Regions from separate parts of the Mus musculus genome. Here region 1 is linked to region 2. The links are chromatin loops, found by intact Hi-C in ENCODE. Cell type or tissue: left cerebral cortex. All regions are shown on one strand. Each heading gives the region's core, and the rest is flanking DNA. Links, peaks and the distances in the headings are about the cores only.

Region 1 (8,347 bases), core at 264-8,263, 230 kb after region 2:
CAGCTATCCCATCCAGAAACATGGACTGTGTCTACATTAATTAGAATAATCTAATAACACTATGTTGAGTTTAGAAATCTCTATGTTCAGTATACTATTGATAAGTATATAATAGCAAAGCATATATTGCTGGACAAAGAATTAAAGAACAAAAATGTAGAGAGCTGAAGAACAGTTTGACAAGTGCATGCTAAGTACTCACTGATAGTAATGTAACTGCATCCATAAAATGGAAACTAACCAGAGGATACTCTTTTGTTAAAGAACAAAGACAACGTACAAAGCATCATAACTATGTATATGCTTCACTCTAGTATGCACTGAACATTGGGCTTATATTTATATACAAATAACAATTTGGCAAAATAAATTATCAGCCATTTTTATGTCATCATGTATTTCAGGAAGTAACCCAATTTTACACAAAAATATAAGTTCTTCTACATGCCTTTGACTCTCCTTTTCGTTCTTTTTTAACTCTCCCCCCCACCTTAATTAAAAAGAGATTCTTTCCTCTTACAATACACATCCCTCTACTCTTCCCAGTTCCTCTCCCACCTCCCCTCCCCTCTGGATCCACTCCCTTTCTCGCTCTCATTAGAAAAGAACAGGCCTCTAAGAGAAAACAACAAAATATAACCCAATAAAATATAGTAAGATAAAAGAACAATCGTCACCTTGGAGTTGAATAAGGCAAGCCAACAGAAGGAAAAGAGTTTCAAGAGAAGTCATAATAATCAGAGACCCACTCATACACCTACTAAGGAGTCTCATAAAAATACTAAGCCAAAGCTATATACACACAGAGGATCCGGTGCCCTTGATGCTTCAGTCTCTGTGAGTCCCTGTGAGTTTTGTGCCATTGATTTACAGGGTCTTGCTCTCCTGGTATCTTCCATCCCCTCTAGCTCCTACGTTCCTTCAAATTCCTCTTCAATTGGTTTTCCTGTTACCCTTTTTTTCCAATGATTCATTCTTGACATGGTTTTAAACCCAAGACCTGCTCCTCACCAGCACATCAGAATTCCAACGAACAGCAAGCAGAAATGGAAATTTTTGTTTTCGGATCTTCACTGAATGTTTCAAGTTTGCTAGCAAAGTAGGCAGTACTCTTTTTTTGAGAAGCATTAAGGCTTCGACCCCTCATTGTTGGTCATTTTACCTCTCCAGCTATTATTGTGAGTCTGTGACAAATTAAAATGTTTCCTAAATTAAAATGATTCATGACCTTCATTTTAATTTTATTAATCTAATCTAGAATGCCTTAGATAAAATCCAATAAATAATTTGCCTTAACAACAAAGGAAACCTGACTCTCAGTTTTAATTTTAAAGATATAACTTTCAGGTATATATGCAAATTTTGTCTGTGTGTCCATCTCTGTTCATTCTTTTTGATCATATGTTGTAGGAGACTTTTGTTTAATTAAAATACTAGAACTTGTGCATAATAATCCTTGATATTTTGTATTTCCAGAGAAATAATGATCTCAATTCACTATTTTGCAAGGTGTGACAATTGTAAAGCTGTTTGCTGTTGTAAACTGCTTACTTAACAAAAAACCTCCATTTGTTCAAACTAAGGTCACCCTTCCTTTATCACAGTAATTATTGCCTTCAAACAGAGATAATGTGCTTGATTTCCAAGTATGCATGAACCCTATCTCTTAGGAGTCACTGGGCCTGGGTCAATAATACAAAAATTGACCTAACACCAGGGTCTTAGATCCATTTATGAATGAACCAGTAAGTCACTCCTGCTTCTAAGTATTAGTTCACACTCTCTATCAGTCTTATTTTCCTTTCATCTTTACTGTTCAATTAAAATGTATTCTGAAGTATGGAAACATAAAATAGGGAAGTCTAATAAATGAGTACAGGGAATCTATAGACCACAACAACTAGATGTGTTTGTTAAACTTAACATAGTCTTTTGTGATGGTTTCCCTACAAAGCAAATAGTTTGAGAGATTTTTTTTTCAACATTCCCTGGTTTTAAACTTATGGTAGGACAAATTTTGATAATTTTGTTTTAAGTTTACCTATTGTTTTATCATTAAATGCACGTGAGAATTTTATCCTAATTCCATTAAGACCTTAAAGCAATTAATTTTTTTTGTAGAGATGTAGTTAACTCTCCTTTGAGGAGGCAGAAACAGAAGGAAGCATGATAATGTGAAGCTCCGGGCAGAAAGAGTGAGGAACTCAAAGGCAATCCCTAGGCATGTGGTAGATTTATTATTTATTCATTCAAGAATCATCTTCTTATTCAGATGTAGTTAACTTTATTAATTAGAAGAATAATTAAATGTTGTATGAAGGAAAACCTGAAAATAATACCTATCATAAATAATGAATAACTCTTATTAATTTATCAAGAGCAAAAAACAGCACAAATAACTTTCATGTGCTTCTCTCTTCCGATGTATACTTCTGCTCAGTGGGTTTTGTTCAGTGATAAATCCTAAGGGAAATAAGGGCCCTATTAAGCCGGGGGAAAAGTGATTCTTCAGTTACCTTGACAAATCCTACCTTAACTTTCATTACTTTGTCAACCAATCACTGAAGCAAACGCGTAGTTAGTGCACATTTACTAACTTTTTAATCTTAAAAGTGATACAAATAAAACTCATTCATTAAAAACAAATGGCAAAGAGACTATTTGGAATATTTAGTGATTACTTTCTAGAAGGGTTGAATGACATCTCTGCCTCACCCAGATGTCTTACGTCTGAAGTCAATGGTGTTGGCTCAGTTTGATTATCACTCTTATAACAGAAAACCTTAGATTCCCAGTGCTTCTTGCTGACACCTTGAACTAACTCTGTTTAGATCATGTAATCGGGATGATATGGCAAGAGTCACATTGTATGTGTTCAGTGTTGTAGTTAAAGCATAACCTCTAGCTGAAAATAGTTTTTAAAATAATTATAAGAGTAAAACATTATATGGGCTATAAAAAGAAAGGTTCTTGCATTTGAAAATTGTTCAGTTTTTAATTAGCATTTGATAATATTTAAATGAAAAGCATTACTCTGTGTGTGTCCAATAAATGTTGAAATGTATATTTATATTCATTTTTGTGAACAATTATGATAAAAACCTATCCATGTGCATGCACACAACTCATGATCAACATTAACACTGAGAACACAATTCAGTAATGGTGCTAAAGTAAGGCAGGTCAAATCTCTGACTACATCCCCTAGAGTATAATGAGATCAGCTTCAATTAAACCCAGTCTCTGTGAGCAGAGCAATATATTGGTTCACATGAAACTTGTTCTACAAAACTCATTTGCATTTATTGACGTTTTTGTCTAATCACACTTTAAAACTTAAACCAGAACGTAACTCTCCGCATGTCCCCCAAACTGTTGAGATGAAAGTAAATGCAATTTAACAGGAAATGGTACTGATTTCTATTCTGCAAATATGCTTGCTATTTCTGCCGTCTACAGAACATTGTGGAGACATTTGCCACCCATGCTGTGTTGCTCCTGGATGTGGAACTGCCAAAGGCACACATAGGAGAGCGACTTCTCTCCTTTCTGAATCCTGTGGCTTTCAGATTAGCAGAAATGAGGTGAAATCCCAGAGCGTAGCTCAGAATCAGACCCTTAATCAGAAGGATGTGGGATAATAGGAGGCTCCAGGCAGAAAGAGTGAAGAACTCGGACACAACTTCTAGGCACGTGGTAGATTCATTATTTATACATTCCACAAGAATCGTTTTTTCATTCAGCACGTTCTTTAGATATCATTATCCGGGATTACTTCTATAAAGGTACATTTTTGTTTACAGTGACTCACATAACAGCACCAGCATCAAACCATGAATTGCTAATAGAGTTTACACTGTCCACCCAAGGGATTTGGCAGAGCTCATTTGTTGCTACATTCATTCCCAAATATGGCTTGAACCACCAAATTTGTCTTTTAACTCATGAATGTCATTAGATCTCTGTCTTATAGGGAGTATTGATCTCAATTTTCCAACGTATCCTCAGGTGCTAAAGTGGCTATGTCTACAATCTTAAAAATAGTGTGTGTGTGTGTGTGTGTGTGTGTGTGTGTGTGTGTGTGTGTGTGTGTGTGTGTGTTCCCAGTCACGAGAAAGCTGTGTCTTACTTTGCCCCTGGAAGCCATGCTACAATCCCTGCATTACACACAGTCATCACTATGCACCTCTGGCCATCTGCTACATTGGCACTGTGCCTGCCTACAAAAAGAAAATAAATGAGAAAGAATAAAAGAGAAAGGGGTAAGCTACTATCTTTTCTTTGCCATAGGTGCTAATAACCTTCAGTTTATCCAGGCAGCTTTCTAAGTCCCAACAGTTATAGATTATCCTGGAAGAAATCTCTTCCGTTCAGGAGCAGAACAGTGGTGCCTCAGGCTTTTTTTCAAAAGGACCCATCTGCTAATTAAGAGTTCAAATCACCTTGTCCTTCTGAAGTCTTCCCTTTAAACTGCCCTTCTGCTTCAATCAAGCCAATGTCTTTATTACGGACCTTCTTACACTACAGGAGTGCCAGATACTCACAAAGGCCAGGATGCTCTCAACATGTTTCCAAATGGATACTTGAAGACTTAGTGGGTACCTATTATTATTTGTCAATTAACATAAATTTTTTCAACATTATAAATAAAAGCCAACTTACCTTACTATTTCCAGGGGAGGGTGCATAATTTAGATAGAAGGGTCTGAATCTGTGCTATGATTTCTCCAAATGAGATTCATCCACTGTTGGCAGATTTTTTTTATTAATTTCAGTTTTTTGGGACCCACCATTATGTCCTTAAATTCAGTCTTCCATGCTGTTCCCTCTTCTCTGTGCGCTGATCAAAGCATTGTAGTTAAAACCAGGACAGCAGCATAAGGAAAAGGAGAGAAGGATTTGAGAGAGATTCATGTTCATTTGAAAAAGCCATTATACTCAAATGTGTATTGTTATGTTAGTTAAATTTTTATAACTAGATATTTAGTGTCCATTTCACAAAACTGTAAAAAAATACAAATAAAAACAAAAAAGCAAAACTACTCAGCAAGGAGTAAGTTAAGACTTTATCGTTTCATTACAATGAAATGTCTTCCTTTCTCCTTTATGTTTCTGAGACTTCGTCCAGCCACCCAGCATCCTAGAGTTTAGCTAGGCTTCATCTGCTACCAGATAACACTGCTCTCTGTAATTCATTCCCCACCCTCCAAGGAGAAGGAATAAGTAACGTATATCACCACCCCCCTCAAAAACATGATGTTTCTTTAAAAGAATCCTAGAACCCTCCTTAGAAACTGCCTAGTATAGAACATGGGTTTTCAGAGAATAAATTCATCTGTATACAAAAAAGAAATATACACGTCCTTAGTATACTCAAAGAATTCCAATCTATGCATGGCTAGTCCATTATTAACCCCATTCATTCCCTTCACTTAATGGGCTGTGATCCAATATGAAGATAAAACAGATATTAGTTCCCATATTTAACTGATAGAAATAAATCTGTCTCTTCAAAATTATTTATAAAAAAATAATGTGTGCAAACTCAAATATATAGGCATTTTAAAAAAATAATAAAACCTGAGAACTATTTTTAAGTTAGAACACAATTGTACAATTTCAAACATCTATTCTACTCTATTCTTCTTCACCTTGTGTTTTCTTAGCTAAAGGAATCTTTTATCCATGCTATCTTTTGGATGCTTGAAATGCTTCAAAGAATGTTAATTTTCCATTTCCTATGTGCTGAGGTGCCCCTTGCTTGTGACAGTCATTACATAGATGCTAAGGTTCTGTCTCTGTTCCCTTTGTTGCAATACATTGTCCATTATTATGGGAGGCTCCCGATTGTCCACAATTATCTTTGAAAGTGGAAATTCTGAGTCCAGATCCTTAATGGTATCTTTATTCATCTGTAGTTGCCATTATGGTCAGTGACATTATTTGGCAAAATGATATGAGAGTAGGAGGTAAGATCATTTGCTGCCAAGGCTAATGACCCGAGTTTGACCCACGGATCCCATGTAGTAGGAGAGAACCAACTCCAGTGAGTTTTCCTCTGACCTTCACACATAGCCCTTAACAGGTGTGTGCCCACTTACATACATACATATATCTACAAAATAAAAGATAAATAAATATTAAACCAAAACACAAAAGTCAAGTTAATTCAAAACAAACCTGAAAGAGCCATTCAAGAGAACTCTTAAATTTTTAATTCTGATTTCCTGGATTTCTATATATTACTAAGTAGATACCACTCTGTGAAATATATATTTGAGTCCTCATAAAATATTTCATCTGTTTTCTATATAGAGTCATGCTACATAGTTTAGAAATGTATTCCCACAGGGTGTAACCTTTGTCATCCAGATTCCGTAAATGCTTAACAGGCAAAGGCCAGGACCATGTGTGTTTTGCTTTAAGGGTAAATAATCTGTGCTGAGACAGACAGCCCAGGAGAATATTCCTCCCATATGTCAATATCATGGTTCCTTTTGCAGCATGCCTAATAGATCATGTCATCAGCAAGGTCACAGCAAGACAATGGCAACGAGAAACCAGCATTGGAACTGTTGGTCCTAAGATTCCTCTTAGGATCCAAGACAACTGCCTTTCTATTAATATTCTGTGCCAGGATTAAGTCTCCAATAAAAGCACATCAGAAACTCCAGGTTGGCATAGGGACAACAAAACGTATGCTATTTACATAGGGTCTTGTCTACAATGGTAAGTCTGTACTACTAGAGAGTAAGAAGACATATGGACCAGTCTTCAGCCTATAAATCTTATCTGCATAGACACAAATGTCCCTGAGAATGAGCAGGCCTCCCTTCCCATTCTCCCACATCAAGGCCCCTTTCCCCTTCTTTCTAGTTTTATTGTCTTTGCCTTTCTACAGCAAATAACTCTTCTAAATATGGGGGGGGGGGAGAAATGACTCTGCTCTTTGGACAATGTGCAAATTAATTCATCATACTCTATTAGCAATTTGAGCTCACATTCATGGAAAAATAACTATTTTCTTGTACTAATCTCTAACAGTTTTGAATTGTGCTTTCTATTCCACAAGCTAAACATGGTCAAGAAAACTGATTTTAAGTAACTCATCCCTTCTAAAATTAAGAGTTCTATAATAACTCGCATAACCCAATAATAAGGATTTAGAAGGGTATAAGAAAGAAAGTGTCCTAAAATTAGAATTCAAAGTTGCCTTCTTGCTTAATAGTGTTTTCCTCACTGGTTTGGGTGAAATTAAAAAAAAAAAATAGGCAACACTATTAAAAATTCATTGATCTCTTGATTGATGTGCAAATAATGTATGCTTTGTGGATTGATGCATTGGTCTTTTAACTCTAAGATTTAACTTTAAATTGACTGTGCAGAATATCAATTTTATTATACAGTTTTCAAGCTGCAGGTAGAAATAGATTTAGCTTTTCATATACAAAATGCCACATGTCACCAATTGTCTCAAATTTGTTCAGCTTTTTTTTTGTTGTTGTTGTTGTTGTTCTTTTTTTTTTTTCTTTAAACAAGCATATGCCTTAGGTTACTTTAAGCACAGCATTTATACACAGCTCAATGAAAAACCCAGTACCTTGGTTCCATCTTCTAAACTAGAATGAGAGTCTAGAGGTAAGAATGCATGAAGAATTCACACTTACACTTGGATCGTGTCTCTGCTTTATGGACAAAATGCCTATTGTTGAGAATAATTTAGAAATAATGCACTGGCAAGTTGAATCAGTTTCGAAGTTATTAAGAGATTTTGAATGTATGGTTATAAACACTCCCATATGTAGGCCCTGACAGCGGAATGTCTCATGATATCAGACTTTCATGTTGATTGTGACTCTCATACGAGTGTTTCCCACATTCATATTTCAGCACTTTATGTTGGTTTAATTAAGATTCTTCAAAGGCTCAAATGCAAATATTCCTGAGACCAATATAGAGCATTCTGTATTTGTGTTTTGGGTTAGGAAGGGAATATGGGAACAACACAGTTTGTATCCCATTCAGCCCATCCTTGGTGTCTTTTTGCCTCTCCAACCGGTTCCTTTGTATCTTGCAGAATGAAACTCAAACCTCATCATTTTTCTACAACTGCCACAGCTATCCCGTTCTCGCCTTTTCTATTTACGTTTTCTCTAGGCTCTAGAGTGTCTATTACCGTACTGTCAAGTCTTCCCGTAAGACAGGCCGCATTTACCTTTCTAGAAGCCTCTGGAGACCCCGACTATAAGCGCTGACAAGAACATGCAGATGAGACCAAGGTGGTGAACGAGATTTCCGAAGTTTACCTCACTTTCCCCACTGAATCTGAACCAAATTTGACAATCAG
Region 2 (8,347 bases), core at 57-8,056:
CCAGACACAGCATCACCACCGTCATTGCTGCTGGTTTTAAGCTTCAAGGGACTCTCACTGCAAGAATTATCTCAAAGCGGGCCTAATGTCAGAAGGAAAATGCTGTGGGTGGCCCCTATAACAGGTATCTCCTAAAAATTAGATAATTCCTATTCCATTCAAACTGAGCCAACTTTTATATCCTTGTGATAGAGAAATAAGTCAGTGAGCCAAAAATAAAAGTTTGCATGCTATACATTTCAATTGCTTTCCTGGGTGTAAGATTTTTTTTTAAATTGTGTCCAACTATTTCAGATAATTATGGCTAATCACATAATTCCTGTAAATGGATGAAGTGACATAATTTGGAAGTTTAACAAGAAATGTAGACTAAATAATCACCACATGGAGCTATAATTTATGATGATGAGGGGCAAATTTTAAACTTTGCGAAATAGTATAATTTGAATAGTATTTCCAACTGCTGACCAACTGCTCTAGCAATGAGCTACATAATATGAACTTAAGGGCTTGCCTCCATTTCTAGGCTATCTTAAAGACAGAGAATTCTCTAGTGACTAGTGTAAGTTTACTTTCTTCCCAGGAATCTATTCCGGATGGAATGGTCTAGATGGAATTCAAGACTCCAGCGGTGTCTGGAGGGCTTCAGGGCAGCTCTGACCTGCATGCTTAAGTTTTGGTTAATGTTTTGCTAGTTAAGCCAGAGAGCACAGATTTAGGGGTAGGTAGCACTTGTGCTAAGTGCCATATGGAGTGGGCCTCGATGTTGCCAAGAGGAGAGGACAGATGTATTAGTAGAGAATGCTAAGTTACATCAAGACTGCAACTACAGGGCTTGGGAGATTGCTCAGTGGATAAAGCAAGTGACTTGGCAGCCTGGCTCCCTGAGTTCAGATCCCTAGAACACACACACACACACACACACACACACACACACACACACACACACTCACACACACACACACAAACACACACACACACACACACACACACACACACACACACACACACACACACACACACACACACATCTTTAAACCTAGCACTCATATAGGAATCTCTAGAGTCAGCTAGTCTGGTGTGTGAAGGGGTATACAAGAGAGACCCTTGTGCCAAACCTGCATTGTGTTGTGGTATGTTTTACCTACACACACACACATGAACATGCACACACAAACATAAATAGTAAGGCGACTGAGATGAGTCTTCCCACAGGAAGATGACATTAGCGTCTTCTGAGAAGTTACTGTGACGTGGTTAATTGGAAAGGCAGTAGAAGAGCAACCAGGATGGCAGTTCAAAGAAGAAGAGATAACAACTGTCATAAGTCGTGCCATCCCAGGAGAGACAAGCAGATTAAGTTTACAACTGAAAAGCGAATGTTTATCTTAAGAGAAATTTCTGTCTTCCCACGAGGGAACAACCTTATTTGAAGACCAATTAGAGATAAAATAGCAGCATAGTATTATCCAGTGACTTCATCCTGCCGTTTTACATTAGTGATTATTCTAATTCATTCATCATTCTGATCTGATGAGGTACCTGCTGTTATTCCCCTTATACAGGTGAAGAAAGCAAGGTTAAAGAAATTAAATATACTGCTTCCAGATGTTTGGTTAGCAGTCAAATTAAGAACTAGAGTATGGTTTGACCCCAAAAGGCAGTAAAAAATAGGTAGACGTAACCGGAGTGTGTGACAAGAAGGACTGGAACTGTCAGGTACAAAAGTCTGCGGTAAATATAGCCCAGGACAGAAGTCCAGGGAGAAAGAGGGTTGTGTTTTAATATGATGGACAGAAGAGATAGTAGTAGCATGCAGGCAACTTGATAGACTTTGGGGACAGTTTCACATAATGTTTTCTTTCTCCATAACATTAAACATCTCATGAACCTGTGTCAGAGGGAGGGTGGAACCGAGATTTCAGTGTACTTAGAAAGTGTTGCAAAGCCCAGTTATTACGAGCAGGACATGCAGCTAACACTGAAGTCATGTGCTGGCCCATGTTCAGAGCCAGGTTAAAGATGTTAATGAAATCAAAATGACTGGATAATTACTAAAATGTAGGGAATATGTAGTTAAATTACAATAAAATTCACAATTAACAAAAAAAGTTAATCCCTTCTGTCTTTGAGAATTTAGTAGTCTCCATGTCTAAGATAAATATAGCTTTATTGTTTAATTTTATTCTAGTTTTTCAGAATTTGGACCATAGTGTTTAATAATAATAATAATAATAATAATAATAATAATAATAATAATAATAATTTTTTACTTATTAATTTTCTCCCAGTCACTCCCTCCCACAATCTTTCCCCTATCTCCCCTCCCCTTCTCCTCTGAACAGGTTGGGGCTCTCCTGGATACCCCCAATCTTGACACTTCAAATATCTGTGAATCTAGGCTCTCCCTCTCCCACTGAGTCCATACAAGGCAGCCCAGATAGAAGAACAGCTTTTGGGATAGCCCTGTTCCAGTTGTACAGGATCCACATGAAAACCAAGCTGCATATCTACTACATATGTGAAGAGAGGCCTAGGCCCAGCCCATGTATATTCTTTGGTTGGTGGCTCATACTCTGAGAGCCCCCAAGGGTCCAGGTTAGTTGATTCTGTTGGTCTTTCTTTGAAGTTCTGATCCCCTCTGTGGCCTTGTATATTTCCATAAAAGTCCACAGGCTCTACCCACTGTTTGGCTGTGGGTGTCTGTAACTGTCTGAGTCAGCTGCTGGGTGGAGCGTCTCAGAAGACAACATGCTTCTGTCTGCAAGAATAGCAGAATATCATTAATAGTGTCAGGGATTGGTGCTTGTCCATGGATGGGTCTCAATTTGGGCCAGTTATTGGTTTGCCATTCCCTCAGTCTTTGTTTCATCCCCTGTGCCTGCACTTCTTGTAGACAGGATAAAGTTGGTGCTGAAAGTTTTGTGAGTGGGTTGGCATCTCTATTGCTCCACTAGGGCTCTGGCCTGGCTACAGGAGGTGGCCTTCAGGTTCCATCGGACCATAGTTTAAAGTACACTAATTACTTCTTGAAAATGATTGATTATACTAATGACTGTATAGTTACTGTCATCAGTTTTATATCAAGTCTTTCAGCTTATAAATAAGAATATAATTACATAAAGAAAAATATGTCTGTACATCCAGGTGTAAAGTTGTTTATATTTGCATGACTAGTCACATATGTGTACCAAAGCATTGTGTGTTCACAGATGTTTCCCTGTATTTTTCTGAACATACATATGCATGTAAGCTTGATACCTGTAAATCAATAGAACTGAATCTTTACAAAGAGTTTGTTGAGCACAGGCAGCCACACAATCCCCATTTGTTTTTAAAATCAAAATGTTAATCCGATGACATTCTATATAAAAAATAGCTTCCTTGGATGTCATAAAATCCCGAATATCATCAATCACAAAATTAAAAATAGCTAAGTCAGATGGATGCTTATCATACTTCCGTGTATTTCCTTCTCCCTTCATGCTTCGTGATCAAGTTGAAGAGATAAGAAATAATGTAGCTAACAAGAAAGTGGCTTTAAGATGTATGTAGGAAAAGATAGAAATCCCAGCTGCCCGAGCAAGGAGGCTGTGTGATTGGTCTTCTCTGGGTCTCAAGGGCCGTCCTGTTTCCTGTGAATGGTTGAGAAAAGGAATGGCTTATTCCTTTTCTGATAGCTCGTTTAGAACACATAAAAGCTCTCCTCATCAGGGAGAGAAAATTACATCACTGATAAATCAACCTCATGTGCCCTTTTCCGTCCCAGACTCTAGCTGGAAAGTATAGCATTTTCAGACAGGAAGAGTATTTTGGGTTCTTTTGAATTCCCGAAGAGCAATTGGGCCTGCAGCGATGGGTTTCTCCCTACTCTTCCCAGCTGTGAGGAGCTTTTTGTAGCCTTCCAGTGTTCAACTTGGTACAGTCCCCGGAACAGGTCAGAAAAGGCTCCTGTAGAGATTTTTATATCACAGCACTGTTAGTTAAACTAAACTTTCTGCTCGATATTTTCCCAAGAGAGATATTTTCTAGAGTTAATTAGAGTCTTGGGAAATGAAGTAACAAAAGGCAGAATTTCAGCTTGGGTCAAACAGACACATCACTAGAAAGCCAAGAAGACGAGGGAGTGCCATGGGTTTTTATTACAATTAAAACCTGAAAGGACCCTTCATGTATCTAGACCCTATCTTTTCTCTCAAGGTAGGACGATTCATCTACTATGAGGATAAACTTGGTCACATTATTCAGAATCTACAGGGAGAGAAATCACGTAGACTTTCAGAAACGGCCATTAAGTCTCAGGTGCTCTGCCCAGACACCTGCCCACTTCTCTGGCTCAAAAGTTATGTTCTAAGATTTTACCCTGTTTTAACCTAATTTCTCCATAAGGCAAAAAAGAATAGATGTTTATTTTGCACTCCAAACTACTATTCATAACCTTATTAGCCACATTATGACACTAAAAGCATGCTTATCTCATCTTTCGGGCCCTTTGTATGGTGTTTTCTCCATCTGGACCCTTGTATATATTTAAAAGCTACCTACTTCTGTCTTTGATATGTTATCTATGTGTGAGGTATTTGAAATTGCCGTTCAGTGTTCAATTTTAATTTAATAAAAATTACTATATGTTTATCTCATTATTGAAATATAACATATTTCTTTAAAATTTTACCTTTGAATATCTGTGCCTTTGTGTGCACACACACATACAAACAAACACACTCAAACATATTTAGGATAGCAGCTTGTATCAAATTCAAGCACCTTCTAAATTTAGCATAATCTGTCTACTGTCTTGGCCACTAGATGGCACTCACCTGCCTTTTAAAAACTTTCTAGGCAGAGATTTGTTTAAAAGAATAATTTATTTTTTTTAATTAAGAAAAACTTAAACAATAAACTCTCAAATTATTCAAAGACTTATTAATATGCATTTGTTTTTGTTTGCAGGCCACAATAAAATAGACCAAGCACTACAGACATGTTTTATTTTCTAGGCTGACATTGTTCTCCCTCCTTTACAGTATGTCCAGAAAACATAAAGCTCAGAGTTAAACCGAAAAGAGTTCATCTCTACCCATCTTTCTTTTTTTATTAGATATTTTCTTTATTTACATTTCAAATGTTATCCCCTTTCCTGGTTCCCCCTCTGAAAACTCCTATTCCCTCCCCCTCCCCCTGCTCACCAACCCACCCACTCCTGCTTCCTGGCCCTAGCATTCCCCTACACTGGGGCATTGGGCCTTCACAGGACAAAGGGCCTCTCCTCCCATTGATGACCAACTAGGCCATCCTCAGCTACATATGCAGCTGGAACCATGAGTCCCTCCATGTGTGCTCTATGGTTGGTGGTTTAGTCCCAGGGAGCTCTGGGGGGTCTGGTTAGCTCATATTGTTCCTCCTGTGGGGCTGCAAACCCCTTCAGATCCCTGTCTACCCAGCTTCCATAACTCAATGGACAGAAAGCTCTTCTTCATTTTTGCTGTTGATCCCAGAATTGAAATTTTGATTCCCAAATAGGTCTGAATGCACAAAATTTTCACTTTATGTCTTTTTGGGGTAAACTATTCTAGGTTAACTATAAGAACCTTTACAGTACAATCTGACTATTTTCCTGTGCCATTTTACATGGCTCAATCTTAATCGCATTTAAAGAGGAAGTTAGTTTTACTTTATTATAAAGTTATACACCTAGAAATCTGTATTATGAGTGAAGACACATTTCACTTCTTCCAAATAAAGATTCATAATCAGCTGCATAAAAAGAAACATGAACTATTTGATGACAGTCAGGCAATGTCTTTATGTGGACTAATGAAGGGTAGCAAATGAGATACATTAATTTGAATTATTATATAGCATGTCACTAGATGCTGTACACTTCAGACTAAACCTAGAATTTCCACCAAGGTGTCAAAGGCTTGACAGAAGAGTGTGTCACAATTACCATACATTAACAAGGGTGATGGCTCAGCGTGCAAAGGCTCTTGCCGCCAAACTTCATAGTCAGTGAGAGAACACAGAGTCTACATCGCATGAGAGGACTGTATACATCTCAGGTCACCTGTGTACCAGCCCCAGGGATCTTCTGGCCTGTGAGGTTTCCCAAACATACACACACATGTAGGGAACATGTAAGCGTGAAAATAAACTATTTTATGTTTTGAAGGTGTAAGATAATTATATTGTTTTCCCCTTCTCTTTCTTCACCCAATCCAATCTCATACAGCCCTCCCTTCTCTCATTAAATTCATGGCTTCCTTTTTCATTACTTAATATCACACACACACACATATACTCACACACTCACACTTGTGAAAAGAAAGAAGAAGAAAAGAAGTAGGAAATATTGTAAATCCAGGAGAATAGAACAGTATTTTGTGGGGTTTTGGTTTGGTTTTTGTTTTTGTTTGTTTCTTTGTTTGTTTGTTTGTTTTCTTTTGGTTTGGTTTGGGTTGTGTCTTAGTTAGGGTTTTACTGCTGTGAACAGACACGTAACCAAGGCAACTCTTTTTTTTTTTTTTTTTTTTTTTTTTTACATTCCATATTCCATCCCCCCACACACATCTACCCTTCATCTGGTCCACATCCCACATCTCCACCCCCACCCCACCAGACTTCTAAACTCCCTGGAGCCTCCAGTCTCTTAAGGGTTAGTTACATCTTCTCTGAATAAACACAGATGCAGAAGTCCTCTGCTGTATGTGTGTTTGGGGCCTCATATCAGCTGGTATATGCTGCCTGTTTGGTGGTCCAGTGTTTGAGAGATCTCAGGGGTCCAGATTAATTGAGACTGCTGGTCCTCCAAGGCAACTTTTATAAGGACAACCTTTAATTGGAGCTGACTTACAGGTTCAGAAGTTCAGTCCATTATCATCAAGGCAGGAACATGACATCATCTAGGCAGGCATGGTACAGGAGGAATTGAGAGTTCTACACCTTCATCTGAAGGCTGCTAGCTAAGTCTGGCTTCCAGGCAGCTAGGGTGAGGATGTTAAAGCCCATACCCACAGTGATATATCTACTCCAACAAGGCCACATTTCCTAATAGTGCCACTCCCTGGGCCAAGCATCTACAAACCAACACGGGTTGGGTTTTGGGTTTTGTTTTGTTTGTGTTTTTTTTTTCTTGTTTCATTTGTTTTGTTTTTGTTGTTGTTGTTGTTGTTGTTGTTGTTGTTGTTGTTTTGTATGTTTGCTTTCCTGTTTGTTTTTGGGGACATTGTGGCTACCAGGAATGTTAGCAGTTCCATCCATAAAGTCTCACCAACATACCTGCCTAAAATCCCTTTTAAAAGGTATACTCAGTAAACTTTACTAAAGCATAAAGTTCATTAGAATGCCATCTAAGACATTTTCAGCACACACATACTAAAATCTCTCACACTGTTCATACTATTGTGCTAAATGCCACTAACACATAATTTAATTGCAAAAACTATTCTATGATTTCACCTGCTTTAGATTTTCTTTCAGTTTGAAATCTGGGGATTGAATTCCCTTCTTCCTTTATGTGTAGCTCCAGTATCATCATCAATTTCAGAGAAGCTTCCTCTGAGACCCTCCATACAATTCTACTACAGTCTATCAAGCTCATGTTTAGATAAGCATTGGAGTCCTTCCTGCCACAATCTAAATCTCTCTCCCTATCACTGTGAGGTCTTTCCATCAGTGGTCCATTGTACAGGAAACTCTAATTCTCTTTCTCTCTTGGATTTTTTTCATAATTCCAGACATACCAATATTAGTAAAACCTGTAGCTTCTATATTATACATTGAATGGTCAAGACATGCGTAGCTGATTTCATAGTTGGCAGGGAAAAGTTAAGCAAAGGGTGAAATCTGGCACTCTTTATTTTATTTACAAAGAGTGAATAAGAAATATAAAATACATACAAACCATGATTCTTAGATTCTTAAAACCAGGTCAATAGAACCATGAATGTAAGTTACAAATAAGAACTATTTTAGAAGCAACCACAATCAGTCAAGCTAAGAAGTCAAATATGGTTCTTTTGTTTTTCAGCTTGGAAAACAAATGAAAAAGAATGATGGTTTTCTTTTTTGTTAATCCAGGACTATAGAGCACCTCTCATTGTGTTTATTCTCTAAAATGAAACCACTTTTTAAAGGAGACCCAAGGAGGAAAATGGAAAGGCATAGTCTGACTTTAGACACTGTAGCAGTAATGCATGACTTTGTTAATATTTATCAGGGAATTAATTGAGTGATTCATTTGCTGCTTCACCGTTATGCCAATATAGCATGTTGATATGGGATTCAGTTTCTATTAAGAGATGCTGGAAGATGAATCTAGTCTAAGACGCTGACTGGGCAAGCAGGG

The links. A loop is a pair of places that touch in the nucleus more often than their neighbours do. Peaks named below come from ENCODE experiments on the same cell type or tissue, not always from the same donor. Only the 100,000 strongest peaks of a DNase experiment are listed, where the experiment ranks them.
Region 1: it touches region 2 in a loop (3-fold over the local background); 4 of 42 quality-filtered maps call a loop at or near these places.

The regions. Positions count from the first base shown.
Region 1 is chr16:72,581,131-72,589,477 of GRCm38, forward strand. It overlaps a transcript of Robo1 not described here. Among named protein-coding and RNA genes, the nearest start is that of Gm29908, 78 kb to the right of the region's middle. In left cerebral cortex, for the core only: no CTCF peak of the experiment used is centred there; a DNase peak (open chromatin) is centred at 4,194.
Region 2 is chr16:72,351,931-72,360,277 of GRCm38, forward strand. It overlaps a transcript of Robo1 not described here. Among named protein-coding and RNA genes, the nearest start is that of 8030451O07Rik, 120 kb to the left of the region's middle. In left cerebral cortex, for the core only: a CTCF peak has its summit at 4,810 (motif pointing right); DNase peaks (open chromatin) are centred at 3,838 and 4,806.